2 separate regions of the Homo sapiens genome follow, and region 1 is linked to region 2. Evidence: chromatin loops called from intact Hi-C (ENCODE). Cell type or tissue: mammary epithelial cell. All regions are shown on one strand. Each heading gives the region's core, and the rest is flanking DNA. Links, peaks and the distances in the headings are about the cores only. Region 1 holds the start of ACBD7 (acyl-CoA binding domain containing 7). Region 2 overlaps ACBD7-DCLRE1CP1 (ACBD7-DCLRE1CP1 readthrough).

Region 1 (8,338 bases), core at 136-8,135, 72 kb after region 2:
AGTCTGTGGCACAAGAATTGCTTGAACCTGGGAGGCGGAGGTTGCAGTGAGCTGAAATAGCACCACTGCACTCTAGCCTGGGCGACAAAGTGAGACTCTGTCTCAAAAACAAAAACAAAAAACCAAATGTACTTAAGTAGTTTAAGCCTTGTCCTGAGTTAGCTCTGATAACTGGGACCTCCCTAACCCCGCAAGACCCTCAGGCTGGCCCAGGGTTCAGCCAGTGGCTGAAATAGACAAGGAAGTCCAGTCTACTCCAGAGCCTGAGTGTTCCCAGGATCTTTATCCTTTTCCCTTTCTAACCTCTTAGTTTATACTCTACAAAGAGCTTTGTGATTAGTTTCCTTTATAGATTTTTAAACTAAACTGTGTCTTACCTTGCCTTATTTTTTAAAACTCAGGATAAGCAGGAATTGTCAGTAGGCTGGCTGTCAAACAGGGGAAGTTCAAGGACATATGCTGGCCACCCCCTGCCCCCCATACTTCTTCTCTGATGCCAGAGCTCCCTTTGGATCCAAAGGCCTAGGAGAGAAAGTGGATAGCCCCACTGTAACCTCAGTACCCTGCGGGCTCAGCGGAGTGGCAGGGTCAAGTTTCCTTCCAGCCCCAAAGACAGGCAGTACTGTGGCAGGCCAGGTTTCCCTAATGGCTAAACAGGCAGGCCTCCATAACAACCGTTTCAGCACTGACTGAGTGGTTAACGTTAAATACTAAAAGCAGAAAGAGCAAGTGCCCTCATACGAAGACTCCAAGGTAACAAAAGCCCACCAAGAGTTTTGCCCAGGCCCTTCCTGGGGCTTGAGGCATGACAAGATAATGAAGGAATTCTTAACAGGACCCATTTAGGATTAAACAAGTTTTATTGGGGTCTGAAGGAACTCCCCAACCCTCCATGATTTAGCAGGAAATAAGATAAGGGTAATCACTGCAGCACCTGGACCCATCCAGATTAAGTAAATTTACTGAGGCTCCAGAGGAAGGTCTTCAGATCTCAGCCCTTAGTTATATATTAGAAGAAGTTCATCACTTAAGGTTTTAGATGAACGCACACTTACATGCAGACATATAACTTAGCAGGCATATAAGCTCTGGAAAACTCTGTAATTTTGAGTTGGCTTCGCAATAATTTGCAGTCCTTCTCCTTGCACCCAGCTACAGAAATCAAATCTCTTCTCTCCCAGTTTATCTGCATCTCGTTATTGAGCTGAGAGAGTAAGCAGCCGGGCTCTCAGCTTGGTCCACGAACAGTAGCACAACCAGAACAGTTGTTTTGTGAAGAGCACAATCACCTGTAAGTTGGAGATCAGGGTCTTCAGCCTAAATAACCTTGAACGTGGCCCATCCTCCTACCCAGTTCCCACAGGGGACTGAGAAGCACGGGGCATGGAACAAGGGGTGCCTTGTCTTCTGAGTGTCTTCCTAAGAAACTCTTGGCTGCTTTATACATAATGCCATGGTTAAGAACATGGCTCTGGAGCCAGACTGCCTTGATTGGAATCTCAACTCCATCTCTTAAGAGCTGTGTGACCAGGCTGGGCGCAGTGGCTCACACCTGTAATCCCAGCACTTTGGGAGGCCAAGGCAGGTGGATCACCTAAGGTTGGGAGTTTGAGACCAGCCTGACCAACATGGAGAAACCCGTCTCTACTGAAAATACAAAATTAGCTGGGCATAGTGGCACATGCCTGTAATCCCAGCTACTCGGGAGGCTGAGGCAGGAGAATCGCTTGAACCCTGGAGGTAGAGGTTGCAGTGAGCCGAGATCATGCCACTACACTCCAGCCTGGGCAACAGAGCAAGACTATCTCAAAAAAAAAAAAAAAAAAAAGGTACTTGCAATAAAGCAAGACATAAGAAATACTTTTAGTTTATGGTTTAGCAAAGAACACAAATTCTTTTTATACACTCAGCTTTGTAAGTAGTATAGAAAAAATAAAAACTAGAAAGATGTATACTAAAGATATGTAAACAGTAATTGCCTCTGATTACTGGCAAGTTATGTAGTTTTAAAATATTTTTGTACTCTCCAAATCTTCTATAATGTGCATGGATTGTGTTTATAATAAGAACAAAATTGAAATGCTACATGAGTGGCTGAGCTGCTTGAGGGCAAGGCTATGCAGAAGGGGTGTAGGACCTTCCTCTGTAGGTTTATAGGCCATCTCAGGTGTTCTGCTTGCTGTAAAGTCTCATATTATTTTCCAGTGACAGCAACTCGACTCCTTTTGAGGTGCCAAGCCTTAATTAGAATTCTAAGCCTTCTTGAAAACCCATATGAGGGCTGGGTGCAGTGGCTCACGTCTGTAATCCCAGCATTTTGGGAGGCTGAGGGAGGTGGCTCACTTAAGGTCAAGAGTTCGAGACCAGCCTGGCCAAAATGGTGAAACACCGTCTCTACTAAAAATACAAAAAATTAGCTGGGCACGGTGCCTCACACCTGTGATCCCAGCTACTCAGGAGACTGAGGCAGGAAAATAGTTTGAACCCAGGAGCAGAGGTTGCAGTGAGCCAAGATCCTGCCACTGCACTCCAGCCTGGGTGACAGAGCAAGACTCCGTCTCAAAAAAAAGAAAAAAGAAAAGAAAAAAAGATCTAATGAAAGTCCTGGACCCCTCTGCACAGAAGAGCTATGCCCTCACACAGTTTCCCATGCCATTTCAGGGGTCCCCGCTCTTTCTCCCTCCCTAGGTAGGGAACTCAGTTCTAGAGCAGGGGCCAGCATCATTCTCTCTGTCTAGCCTGTCTGGTTCTGGCACCTCAGTGCAATACATTCCTGCCTTAAGGGGCTGTTCTGATGCACCTTCCTGCAGGAGGCCTTTCCCATCCCAGCCATGATGAGCTGGAGTACAAACAACATTGGCCTTGGCCAGGATACTCAGGTTTGACTTCCAGCTTTGAGACACACTGCCCTGGGACTCGATGCAACAAACAAAGCTCCTCTAAGATGCAGCTTCGGCCACAAAAAGAGAATATCAGCCTCTTTTTGTGCTAGGGTTAAGGATGATTAAGAATATAATTTTCTTTTTGAGACAGTCTCGCTCTGTTGTCCAAGCTAGAGTACAGCGGCACAATCACGGCTCACTGCAACCTCCACCTCCTGGTTCAAGCGATCCTCCCACCTCAGCCTCCCAAGTAGCTAGGATTACAGGCATGCACCACCACGCCTGGCTAATTTTTTTGTATTTTTAATAAAGATAGGGTTTTGCCATGTTGGCCAAGCTGGTCTTGAACTCCTGAACTCAAGTGACCTGCCTACCTCTGCTTCCCAAAGTGCTGGGATTACAGGCGTGAGCCACGATGCCCGGCCAAGAATGTAAAATATTCTTGATTTGATCCTATGGAGTCTGCCCTCCCAGAGTTCATCTCACAGCTCATACTAATTAACAAACCTACTTACTGAACACCTCCGACAGGCCAGGCCTTTGCCAGGCAGATGGGCATGCACAAGGCAGCGTGCTTGAAGGCGCTCATAGCCTGGTGGGAGATGAACAGGGCAACGGTGACCACAGGGGACTTGCTGCAAATAAGGTGCAGCAGTTGCTCTGGGAACACAGGAGGTAGCACAGACGGGAAGGTACGGAACGGAAAAAGCCATCCCTGAGATGAGATGGGATCGGGTCTGCGATTGTTGGCTGCAGAGGGGCAGGGAAAGCTGCTCCCAGCGGTGTGGACAGAACTTACTAGAGCTCAACATAAAGGCTATGTGGGGTTGCATAAATACTCACAAATCAATAAATAAACAATCAATCAATAATCACCTTGGCAGCACCCACGGGGCCTCACGGACTGCTGGTGGGTGGCGTGAGCCTGGTCTGAGTCTATTAAGTACATCCTTGTTGGATGGTTAACGAGCGAGCAGACTTTAGGGGGATCAGAAAGTTATCATAGGTGAGATGCAGCTTTAAATATAGAGCCATGGACATTGAATTCCAAAGCATTCTTGTTACCAGTGGAGGGTGCCCAAGTTCTTGGCATTTTGAACAAAAAATTGGACAAAATGCACAAACAAAGCAAGGAAACAATGAAGCAACAAAAGCCGAGATTTACTGAAAGCGAAAGTACATTCCACAGGGTGGGAGCAGGCCGAGCACAGGGACTCAAGATCCCTGTTACAGAATTTTCTGTGCTTAAACGCCCTCCAGAGGCTTCCCATTGGTTACTTGGTGTGCATCCTATGTAAATGAAGTAGCGGCCTGCAATCAGAGGCTGAAGTTACAAAGTTACACTTCTATGCAAATAAAGACTTGGCTCACGATCAGTCTGACTGGTTGGGGAAAGCAACCAATCAGAGGCTGAAATGAAGTTACAAAGGTACATTCCTGTGCAAATGTCTGATTGGTTGCAGAAAGCAACCAGTCAGAGATACTTTCAATTTTCCATCTGCCACACAGAAAGTGGGGAGGAGGTTGCAAAGGGAGTAGCCTCCGGTCCTTTTATTACATAGGTGTGGAAAGTTGGGGTTTTGATTTAGTTCTACAAAGTCAGTGTGAATCGGCCTTAGGTTCCCTGCCTCCAGACCCTATTCTCCTGCCTCATCCTGAGAGAAAGGCATCACAGTTTTGCAGTATCCTGTTGCAGAGCTGGGCTTGCTGCCTTTGGCAGGAACTGCAGCCAATGCTGAGCTGATTTCTCCTGAGCGAGGGGTCCTCGGCATCCTGGTTGAATGTTTTGTGCATTATCTCCCGGTCACCCGAGCTTGGGATTCTGCAAGACAAACTGCCTTAAGGCTACTACAGCCCCTCCCTGGACTCTCTCCTGTTCAACTTTTGACACTAGGCTCCCTCACCCCACCTTTGGCGTAGAAGTTACGCCAGCATCACTCACACTGGGTACATCCTGGGTGCATCCTTCCGTGCTGACTAGGCGGGCTGCTGTGTAAATTACCTTTCACATTTCAGCCCCGCTGAAGACAGCCTCCGAGGGTGGCTCTCACCTCACCTGACTTTACTTTCTGCAATGAACATGGTCATCCCACATAGGGGGTTGGCAAGGTCTTCTTGAGCAATTCTTTCCCATTGAGCAACCCAATTAAGAAGATAAAAAATTCTCACACTCAAGGAACTGCAGGGTTCTTAGGTCACACAAATGTGGGCTGGGGGAAGAGGTTAGTCTTTTTTTGCCAGTTGTTAAAATCATCAGTACCCTAGACTTGAAAAGATACATATTCTAGAGGAAGAAGTCTGTTTTTTAGCTTCATCATCTAGGAAAGAAATTTGTCCATTTAGGATAAACATCAGCTCTCCTAAATGCTTTGGTGAGGATGGAAACATATTGTAATTTTCAGATAAAATCAGGAGGCTATAGCCGAATTAGAAATTCCATTTGTTTTGCTACTCCAATGACAGTCTGCCAGTATACTTATTCTTGTGTAAATAAATAGAAGACTGGGGACCCTGAACTAGTCACCTTTCCTCTCATTTCCACTCAGTGAGCATCTTGGCAGAACACTAGTACCAATATGATCCCCGCACATGCCAGTGAGGTAATAAAGACAGAAGAGATTTCAATATGTCAGCCAGTTATTAGTTGTCATTTTTAAAAGTTACTTTCAGCTGGGCGTGGTAGCTCACATCTGTAATCCCAGCACTTTGGGAGGCTGAGGCAGGCAGATCACTTGAGGTCAGGAGTTCAAGACCAGCCTGGCCAACATGGTGAAACCCTGTCTCTACTAAAAATACAAAAATTAGCCGGCCGTGGTGGCAGGCACCTGTAATTCCAGCTACTAGGAGGCTAAGGCAGGAGAATTGCTTGAATCTGGGAGGTGGAGGTTGCAGTGAGTCAAGATCACGCCATTGCACTCCAGCCTGGGCAACAGAGCAAGACACCATCTCAAAAAAAAAAAAAGTTACCTTCCCCCAATATTGTTGACACGCAAATGCATTATTAGTAGATAATATCATGGGTCGATGTTAATACTTCTTAGCATACTGCTTTTCTGTGATGTTCCTCAACTCTTAATTCCTCGTTGCAAGTATTTTAAAAGCAAACAACAACAGAAAACCAAAGTACTAAGCTAAAAAGGAAACTTTCAGATCTTTCAGGAAATTTTAGAAAGAACATTTTGATCATTTTGGAGAGAGTTCAGTATAAACACATAAGTCACGCACAAGAATATTTGAGCCAGGCAAGGTGGCTCATGCCTGTAATCCCAGCACTTTGGGAGGCCAAGGCGGGTGGATCGCTTGAGCTCAGGAGTTGGAGATCAGCCTGGGCAACACAGCAAAACCAAATGTCTACAAAAGATACAAAAAAGGAAAGCCTGGCATGGTGGCTCACACCTGTAATCCAAGCACTTTGGGAGGCTGAGGCGGGCAGATCACCTGAGGTCAGGAGTTTGAGACCACCCTGACCAACATGGAGAAACTCCATCTCTACTAAAAATACAAAATTAATTGGGTGTGGTGGCACATGCCTGTAATCCCAGCTACTCAGGAGGCTGAGGCAGGAGAATCGGTTGAACCCAGAAGGTGGAGGTTGCGGTGAGCCAAGATTGCGCCATTGCACTCCAGCCTGGGCAACAAGAGTGAAACTCCATCTCAAAAAAAAAAAAAAAAAATAGCCAGGTGTGGTGGCAGGTGCCTGTGGTCCAAGCTACTTGGGAGGCTGAAGTGGCAGGATCACTTGAGCCCAGGAGGTCAAGGCTGCAGTGAGCTGAGATCATGCCATTGCACTCCAGCCTGGGTGACAGAGTGAGACCCTGTCTCAAAACAAACAAACTAAATGTTCCACCACAAGCTTATCCTTATTGGACTTCTACCACATGCCAAACATTGTTTTAAATGCTTTATACATATAACTCATTTAATGTATCTCTCCTGCATTTTTAGATAAAGAAACTGAGGCACGGAGAGGTTAACTATGTCACAGGCTAAGTAGAAGTGAGGCACACATTTGAACCCAGATGGCCCTGAAGTATGTATTACAACTTTACGCAGGATAACGTCTTGCCTGACTGAAATGGTTAAAGAAGTGAGCCACGTTCTATGAAATTTTGTGCATGTAAAAGATTACATTTTAGAGGCCGGGCGTGGTGGCTCACGCCTGAAATCCCAGCACTTTGGGTGTCCAAGGCGGGTGGATCACTTGAGGTCAGGAGTTGGAGACCAGTCTGGCCAACACAGCGAAACCCCATCTCCACTAAAAATAGAGAAAAATAGCCAGGAGTGGCGGCGCACGCCTATAATCCCAGCTATTTGGGAGGCTGAGATAGGAGAATCACTTGAACTTGGGAGGCGGAGGTTGCGGTGAGCTGAGATTGCACCACTGCACTCCAGCCTGGGTGACAGAGTGAGACTCCATCTCAAACAGCCTGGGTGACAGAATGAGACTCCATCTTAAAAAAAAAAAAAAAAAATTACAAAAATCAGCCGGGCGTGGTGGCGTGCACCTGTAACCCCAGCTACTGCGGAGGCTGAGACATGAGAATCGCTTACACCTGGGAGGTGGAGGTTGCAGTGAGCAGAGGTTGCAGTGAGCAGAGATCGCACCAACTGCGCCTCAACCTGGGCAACAGAATGAGACTCTGTCTCAAAAAAGAAAAATAAAATTACATTTTAGAATATTTAATAATGAGAAAATGCTCATATTACTGTTTTACGTGTAGGAATAAAACTATATACACAATAACATCATAGGTATGTGTGTAGATATATGCCACACACATACACACATGGAAAATAACATACTAGGACATACTAGGAATTACCCTAGCATGTAGCAGTGATTATCACCTGGGTGAAGGAATTATCATTGGATTATTATCAGTAATTATTACTTTATATTTGTTGTCTTTTCCAAAGTTTTCCACCCTTAACAATTTTTTTCACATACCTATAAAACAGTATTTTTAAATTGGAGCCTCACAGATCTCTTCTGCTCAGTATGACACTAAGAGAGGTCCTGGAGGTCCCAACGAGCGAAGGGGCGGGAGCGGGGGATCTCGACTCCCTCTCGGAGACGGAGAGGAGGAGGCCCGCTCCGTGCTCCCCGGCGCTCCTGCCTTGCCTGCTTTTCCGCTCACCCGGCCCCTGGGGTCCGGAAGGGTTGCCCTGGGAGCCCTGGCTCGCCGTCAGCAGGCACAGGTGCGGTCTACACTGCCATCTGGGGCGCTGGGGAAGGAGTGGGCGTGTCCCCCGGGTCACCGCCGACCGCTCCCAGGGGCGCCAAGCCCACCCGGAGCCCCACTTAAGCACTCCCCTCGCGGAGCGCCCCTCCCGCGTGGCCTCCCCGCGCCCCGGGTACCTGCAGGGCCATGGTGGCGGCTGCCGCGTTGTTGCTGCTGCTGTTGTCGTCCGGTGCTCTGCCCCCTCTCGCACCCACCGCTTCTTAAACGGCCGCG
Region 2 (8,338 bases), core at 147-8,146:
TTGGGAAGAAAAGAGGATTGGAAAAAGAAAAGATAAAAACCAGCCCTTAATGCTGTGTGTATATTTTGGATGCAAGCAAATGAAAAGGAACATTTTCACACTTGCGGACCGTACACTGCCAGCGATGTTTCTCAGTTGTGACAAATCCAAAAATCTCAGAATTATTACATGATTTACTTTTTTGCTATTGAACTCTTTCTGTACATACTACTTTAGAGAAAATCCACTAGAGAATGTTAGGAGACCAAAACGTCATATATAACAAATCCGTGATCTCAGTAAAATACGGCCTACTCTTTTCAGAAAAAATACAATGCAATGAAAATGTCCTTCTCTCTTGAAGAAAAAGATCTCAGTCTAATTGAAAGAAATTAAGAAGCTGTGAAATACACTCTGTTTTATTCTGACACCGTGCTACAAATTCCTTTGATGTAGAATATGTAAAAGGACGATACAAGAGCTAGGACCACATTATCTAAAAACGAAATCGAAACTTAGAGTTCTTAATCGGAACACCTTTTCACATGCCAGTTACTTTTCATATTTATTATCATCCTGAGGTTTTCTGACATCATTTCTTCAAAAAAGTACATGCACACTCAAATATGGGAGCTGTGTTTCCAAATGAATTGAATATATAACTCTTGGCCGAGTGCCATGGATCACACCTGTAATCCCAGCACTTTGGGCGGCCAAGGCTGATGGATCACCTGAGGTCAGGAGTTCCAGACCAGCCTGGCCAAGGTGGTGAAACCCCGTCTCCAGTGAAAATAAAAAAAAAAAAATTAGCTGGGCGTGGTGGGGGGTAACCCTAGCTACTCGGGAGGCTGAAGCAGGAGAATCCCTTAGAACCTGGAAGGCAGAGATTGGACACCCTGTGATAGGATTTTTGATATCCTAGGGAGATATTGCTCCTGACAGCAGAGTGGGCGTACACCCTGTGATATTATTTGTAATATCCTAGAAAGATATTGCTCCTAATATCACAGTGACTGTACACCCTGTGATATTAATAGTAATATCCTACAGAGATATTACTCTGAATAATTCAGTGGGTGTACACCCTGTGATATTATTCATAATATATTACAGAGATATGACTCCTGATATCACAGTGAGTGTACACCATGTTTGTACACCCTGTGATCTTATTTGTAACAACTTTGAAAAATATTACAGCTAATATCAAAGTGGGCATACACTCTGCAATGTTATTTGTTATCCACTAGGTAGAAATTACTCCTAATATCACAGTGAGTGTACACCATGTGTGTACAGACTGTGAAATTATTCATAATACCCTAGGAAGATATTACTCCTAATATCACAGTGGGTGTATACCCTTTGATATTATTTGTAATCACCTAGGGAGATACGATTCCTAATATTACAGTGGGTGTACACTCCGTGATGTTATTTGTAATGTCCTAGGAAGATATTACTCCTAATATCAAAGTGGATGTACACCATGAGTGTACACTCTGTGATATAATTCATATTATCCCAGAGAGATATTTCTCCTAATATCACAGTGGGTGTACACTCTGTGATATTCTTTGTACTATCCTAGAGAGATATTGCTCCCAGTATCACAGTGGGTGTACACCCTGTGATATTATTCATAATCTCCTAGAGAGATATTACCTCTAATATCACAGTTTCTCTACACCCTGTGGTATTATTCATCATATCCCAGGGAGATATTATCCCTAACATCACAGTGCGTGTACACCATGGGTGGACACCCTGTGATGTTATTGGTAATATCCTAGGGGGATATTACACTTAATGTCACAGCGGGTGTTCACCATGTGTGCACGCACTGAGATGTTACTTGTAATATCCTGGGGAGAAATTACACCTAGCGTTACAGTGGGGGTACACCATGTGTTTCTATTCTGTGATGCTATTCGTAATATCTTAGAAAGTTATTAGTCCTAGTGCCACAGTGGGTGTATACCATGTGTGTCCACTCTGCGATGTTATTCGTATTATCCTAGGGAGATAGTTCTCATAACATCACTGTGGGTGTACCTCATGTATGTACTCCCTGTGGTCTTATTGGTTATGCCCTGGGTTGATATTACACCTAATATCACCATGGGTGCACACCATAGGTGTACATTCTGTGATGTTACTCATAATATCCTAGGGAGATATCACTCCTGATGTCATAGTGGGTTTACAGCCCTGTGATATTCTTGGTAGTATCCTTGGGACATATTACTCCTGTTATCACAGTGGGTATACACCCTGTGATAGTATTTGTAATATCCTAGGGAGATATCACTGTATACCCTGTGGTATTATTTGTGACATTTGAGGGAGCTATTTCTCCTAAAGTCAGAGTGGGTGTACACCCTGTAATATTCTTCCTAATATCACAGTGGCTGTACACCATGAGTGATATGTTTTTCTAATATCCAGTGAGGGAGAGGATGATACTGCTTCCAATATCACGGAAGGTGTACACCCCCTTGTGATATTGTTCCGAATATCCAGGGAAGGAGAGGATGACATTATTCCCAATATCACTGGGGGTGTACCACCTCCCACAGGGATATTGTTCTTAATATCTGTAGTGGAGAGAATGATGTTACTCCCAATATCCCAGGGGGTGTAAACCACCCCTGTTTGTAAACAGGGGTGTATCACCCCTGTGATATTGTTCCAAATGGCCTGTGAAAGAGTCAATATGACTCCCATTATCGCAGGGGGTGTTCAGCCCTGATGATATTGTTTTCTAACATCCAGGGAAGGAGAGTATGCTATTACTCCCAATATTGCAGGGGTTGTACACCTTTTTGTGTTATTGGGCCCAATATCCAGGAAAATAGAGGATGAGAGTACTCCCAATATGGAAATAATTGTACAGCACCCCTGTGATATTCTTCCTCATATCCAGAAAGGAAATGAATGATATTACTTCCAACAGTGTAGGAAATGTATACCCGTGCTGTGATATCTTTCCCAATATCCAGTTGGGGAGAGGATCATATTACTTCCAATATCGCAGGGTGTGTACACCCCCTCTGTGATCTCGTTGCTAACATCCAGGTTTGGGGAGGATGACATTACTGCCAATATCGCAGGAGGAGTCCACCCTGCCCCTGTGTCCTTCTTACTCATTTCCCAGGTGGAGAGGATGATGTTCCTCCCAATATCGCAGGGGGTGTACACACCCCTGTGAAAATCTTCCTCATCTCCAGAGGAAGAGGGGATGATATTACTCCCAGTACCGCAGGGCGTTTACACAGCCCTGTGATACTCTTCCTAATATCCACAGGGAGAGAGGATGATATTACTCCCAATATCGCAGGGGGCGTACACAACCCTGTGAGATTGTTCCTAACATCCAGAGTGAAAGAGGATGATATGACTCGCAATATCGCAGGGTGTGTACACCCCTCCTGTCCTATTGTTCTGAATACCCTGGGAGGGAGAGGATAAGGTGACATTGAATATCGCAGGGAATGTGTACCCTCCCCCTCTGATACCCTTCCTAGTATCCAGGGGAAGAGAGGAAAATTTTACTCCCAATATCGCAGAGGCAGTACAACCCACCTGTGATGTTGTTCCCAATACGCAAGGTTGGACAGGATGATACTACTCCGAATATCGCAGGGGTGTTCACATCCCCCGTGACATTTTCCTTAATATCTAGGGGAGAGACAATTATATGACAGCAAAGGTCGCAGGGTCTGTACATCCCTTCCTGATATTGTTCCTAATATCCAAGGGGGAAGAGGATGATATCGAATATGAAAAGGAGTGTACAACCCCCACCCCTAAGATATTGTTCTTAATATTCTTGAGGGGAGACGATGATATAACTCCAAATATCGCAGGGGTTGTTCACACCCCCCGTGATATTCTTTCCAATATCCTGGGTGGGAGAAAATCATATTACTTCCAATATTGTAGGTAGTGTATTCCCCACCTGAAATACTGCACTGAATATCCAAAGAGGGAGAGGATGGTATTCATACCAATATCGAAGTGTGTGTGCACGCCCCTTGTGATACGGTTTTTAATATCCAGTGGGCGGGAGGATGATATTCATCCTAATGTCACAGAGGGTGTACACTACCCTTGTGATACTGTCCCTAAGTTCCAGATGGGAGAGGATGAGGTCACTCCCAATATCTCAGAAGTTGTACATCCCCCGTGATACTTACTGTTCATCATATCCAGGGAAGCACAGGATGACATTCCATTGAATTTCGCGACAGGCGTACACGCACAGTGTGATATTGTTCCTAATATCCAAGAAGGGAGGAGATGATATTACTCCCAATAAAGCAGTGGTTGTACATTACCCGTGTGTTATTGTCTCTAATATCTGGGGCCGGGGGAGCGGGGAAGAGGATAACATTCCCTCAAATTTAGCAGGTGGTTTGACGCCCCTCGTGGTGGTGTTTTACATATCCAGAGGGGAAGACAATAGTACTATTTTTGATAGTCCAATTCATCCGCTCCACCTTTCCAGAACTCTGAGGCTGGGAGGCGGCATGCAGTTTCCGTGTGATCCCCAATACCTTTGCTGTCTTCTGTAGCAAGTCAGCTACAAATGCAGGCCCGTTATCTGAGCCGATCCGGAAGGGCAGTCCCAATCTAGGAATCAGACCTCGAAGAAGCACACGGGTTTCTTCACGAGGTTTCCCAGTTCGTGTTGGATAAGCCTCCACCCACCCAGAGTAGGTACGCCCAAGAACAAGTAAATACTTGTTACCTCCACACTTTGGCATCTCTGTGAAGTCTACCTGGAGATCTTCAAAGGGGACTGCTCCATAAGCTTGTACACTGGGCTGAACGGCTGGACCTTGCCTCGCATTAGGCTGTAGGCAGGTGACACACCACTGCCTCACCGTTTTGGCAAGAGCTGACAAATGTGAGATGTAGAAATACCAGCCTAACAACTTTTCAAGTGACTCCTGACATAGATGGGTGCCAGTACAACTGCAGTTCCTCACAGCTGTGGCACAGCTACGCTCCCATCTGGTAACTGACTCCATCCTTCCTCCATCACTTGTCCTTCCCTCTACCTGGAGAAAGTCCTTTTATTCTTTAGAATAAGCAGGTCCAAGATCAGGTGCTTGAGGGAGCAGAGGGGCTATGACTGATGCCCGGAAGGGGACAGATGCTGCTTTTGCAGCCTCTGAGTCAGCGCGGGAATTCCCCAAGCCCACCAAGGTGGAAGCTCGCTGGTGTCCTCTGCAATGCATAACTGCCACCTTGTGGGGTTTCCATACTGCTTCTAATAAATGCAAGATTTCTGGTTGTTATTTTCTGCCTTTTCCCCCAGAGTTCAATAGGCCCTTTTCCTTCTATCACGCTCCATGCACTTGAAGGGTTAAAAAGACATACCGAGAATCAGTGTAAATGTTGACAGTCTCACCCTCACTGAGTTCTAAGGCCTGAATGAAAGCAATGAGTTCAGCTTTCTGGGTGAAGTGGCCTGGGGCATCGATCTGGCTTCAACAACAGTGTCCAGGGTTACCACTGCATACCCTGCACCTCTCTCTCCTTGCGGGATGATGAAGCTGCTCCCGTCCACCTATAGTTCCCAGTCTACTGATGCCCAAGGCTGGACCCGGAGGTCAGGTCTGCTAGAGTCAACCGAGTCCAACATTTCTACACAATCATGCTTGACAGGGCTCTCTGATAGTGGGAGCAAGGTTGCAGGGTGTAGGATGTTACAAACTTCAATGGTTATATGGGGATTTTCACTTTGGTACTTGGTGAGTCTCGCATTCGTTAGCCAATCATGTCCTTTAGTATTCATTAAAGTCACCACAGCATGGGGGGCCTTTTCTGTTCAGGTTCTACCCAAGAGTCAGCTTATTTGCTTCTTGTACTAGCAGGGCAGTTGCTGCCAAGGCCCTCAAACATGGGGGCCATCCTTTAGAGACCCCGTCTACTTGTTTAGAGACGTAGGCCACCAGCCTCGGCCAGGGCCCCACAGTTTGGGTTCAAAGTCCGGCTGCCATCTTTTCTCTCTCTGACACATACGATGTAAAAGGCTTTGTCAGATCAGGTAGCCCCAGGGCTGGGGCTGACATAAGTTTCTCCTTTAACTCGTGAAAGACTTGCTGTTGTTGGGATCCCCATTCAAAAGGTTCCCGGTCCCCGCCTCCTTTGTGACCTCAAACAAAGGCTTAGCTAATACTGCAAAGTTTGGGATCCACAGTCTACAAAACCTCACAGCTCCTAAGAATTCTCTCACCTGCCTTCTGCTCTTAGGCTCTGCTAGATGGCAAATGACCTGCTTTGTTTCTGATACGAGGCTGCATTCCCCCTGTCAGATAGTATATCCCAAGGAACATACCTGCTGTCAGCAGATCTGAGCTTTTTTCTTGGACACCTTATACCCACAGTCCTCCAGGTGTGGGCGTAGGGCAATCCGTTCCCTTGGTGCACCCGACTGCCGTGGGGTGTCCCAGCCAAAGCTCATCAACCTACCAGAGCAACACGCAGCCTAGGTCTCTGGTGGGAAACTTTTGGAGGTCTCGAGCCACTCACACATGTACCTTGGGGTGCCACCATGCATGGATCTGAGTGTTGCGGTCTGTTGTGAGATGATGAAGGATCTCAGGCATGTTCCTAAACATGTCTAGCTTATTGACATGAATCTAAGGAAAATAATATGTACGGGCAAATTATTTGAACTGTATTTCCTATAAATTGTTCAAGGTTAATTACTCAGGGCAAAACACCCAGTTAGTGAATTCACCCTCTCTTCTTTCTTGAAAAGCAGTTTTTGGCTATTTCAGTGCACTCTGGTATCCTGCCAGCATGTCAACAGGCACAAGGCTGACTGGTCAGGATCGCTGCCATCACTGACGGAAGCGAAAAATTACAGAGACTCGGCTCAGGGATGTCATTTAATGATGTTAATATTGTCCTTCAGTCCTTCAAGGGAAATTCAATTAATGTTCTTGTACACCTACTGTGTGTCGAGCTTTATTCTAAATGCGAGGAATAAAGCAGTAATCCACACAGACAAAAACAATCAAGAATCATCTACCCTCGGCCAGGCGCCATGGCTCATGCCTGTAATTCCAGCACTTTGGGAGGCGGAGGCCAGTGGATCACTTGAGGTCAGGAGTTCGAGACCAGCCTGACAAACATGCTGAAGCCCCATCTCTACTAAAAATACAAAAATTAGCCAGGTGTGGTGGCTCAGGCCTGTAATCTGAGCTACTTCAGAGGCTGAGGCAAGAGAATCACTTGAACCCAGGAGGCGGAGGTTGCAGTGAACCGAGACCATGCCACTGCTGCACTCCAGCCTGGGTGACAGAGCAAGACAGTCTCAAAAATAAAATAAAATAAAATAAAAAATCAAGAATCATCTTTAAGGCATATACATGACATGCAACAGAGGAGCATGTACTGCAAAAAATCCACTCCCATATCTCCTTGTTCAAATTTATTTTCAATGCTGGTCACAATCGCTAAATTTATTTCATGACCCAAAGTTTGGGAAAAATACTTTGTCTATGGGGCATTTCACTGAAGGCTCTTGTAAGCCATTTGGGCTTCTGTCAATTTTCTCCCAGGAGGATGTGACTGAACTAAGATGATATATTCCTTCAGAGGGCCCGCGAACCTCTGCTGCAGACACGTCTTGATAGGGTGCTTCCATCTGTCCCTGTTTGCAGTTATTTAGCAGGCAAGGAGGGGGAGGAAAGGTGAGCTGGGAGGATGGAAGGGAGCAAGAGAAAAGAATGAATATGCTGGGAGCACTGGCTCACGCCTATAATCCCAGCACTTTGGGAGGCCGAGGCAGGCAGATAGCTTGAGGTCAGGAGTTCAAGATTAGCCTGGCCAACATGGTGAAACCTTGTCTCTAATAAAAATACAAAAATTAGCCGGGCATGGTGGCTCACACCTGTAATCCCAGCTACTCAGGAGGCTGAGGCAGGAGAATTGCTTGAACCCGGGAGGTGGAGGCTGCAGTGAGCCGAGATCGCATCACTGCACTCCAGCCTGGGTGACATAGCAAGACTCCCTCTCAAAAAAAGAAAAAAAAAAAAAAAAAAAAAGAATGAACAGTCACCATACCTGGACTCCTAATTCTTCACTAAGGTTGGTGAACAAATATTCATAGCCATAAGCCGCTTTGCAGTTCAGCCACACAACATGGTACAGGCTCTGAGTGATCCAGCTTTGAACCAGCTCTAAGACTCCACATAAACACTCCTCCTAGACAGGATTTTAAAGAGACATTTAACAGGTGGAGAGCCGCACATAGCCTTTTCCTTCCCAACAGTCCCAGGTACTCACACCTACGGGGACAGTTAGGATATGACCTGTCACCCTACAAACTTCCTACTAA

Evidence for each region. Hi-C counts contacts between places; a loop is a spot of excess contacts. Peaks named below come from ENCODE experiments on the same cell type or tissue, not always from the same donor. Only the 100,000 strongest peaks of a DNase experiment are listed, where the experiment ranks them.
Region 1: it touches region 2 in a loop (4-fold over the local background); 2 of 110 quality-filtered maps call a loop at or near these places.

What each region holds. Positions count from the first base shown.
Region 1 is chr10:15,080,476-15,088,813 of GRCh38, forward strand. ACBD7 (acyl-CoA binding domain containing 7) reads right to left here and starts at 8,301. Exons shown (of 4, transcript NM_001039844.3): 1 at 8,242-8,301. The coding sequence starts at 8,253. It overlaps ACBD7-DCLRE1CP1 (ACBD7-DCLRE1CP1 readthrough), which reads right to left and starts at 8,301. Exons shown (of 8, transcript NR_144471.1): 1 at 8,242-8,301. RefSeq lists enhancers at 2,980-3,503, 3,504-4,026 and a silencer at 8,086-8,338. In mammary epithelial cell, for the core only: no CTCF peak of the experiment used is centred there; a DNase peak (open chromatin) is centred at 4,246; H3K4me3 peaks cover 1,224 bases.
Region 2 is chr10:15,008,840-15,017,177 of GRCh38, forward strand. ACBD7-DCLRE1CP1 (ACBD7-DCLRE1CP1 readthrough) reads right to left here. Exons shown (of 8, transcript NR_144471.1): 7 at 8,065-8,205; 8 at 6,233-6,632. It also overlaps the pseudogene DCLRE1CP1. Among named protein-coding and RNA genes, the nearest start is that of OLAH, 31 kb to the right of the region's middle. RefSeq lists an enhancer at 5,070-5,129. In mammary epithelial cell, for the core only: no CTCF peak of the experiment used is centred there; a DNase peak (open chromatin) is centred at 4,842.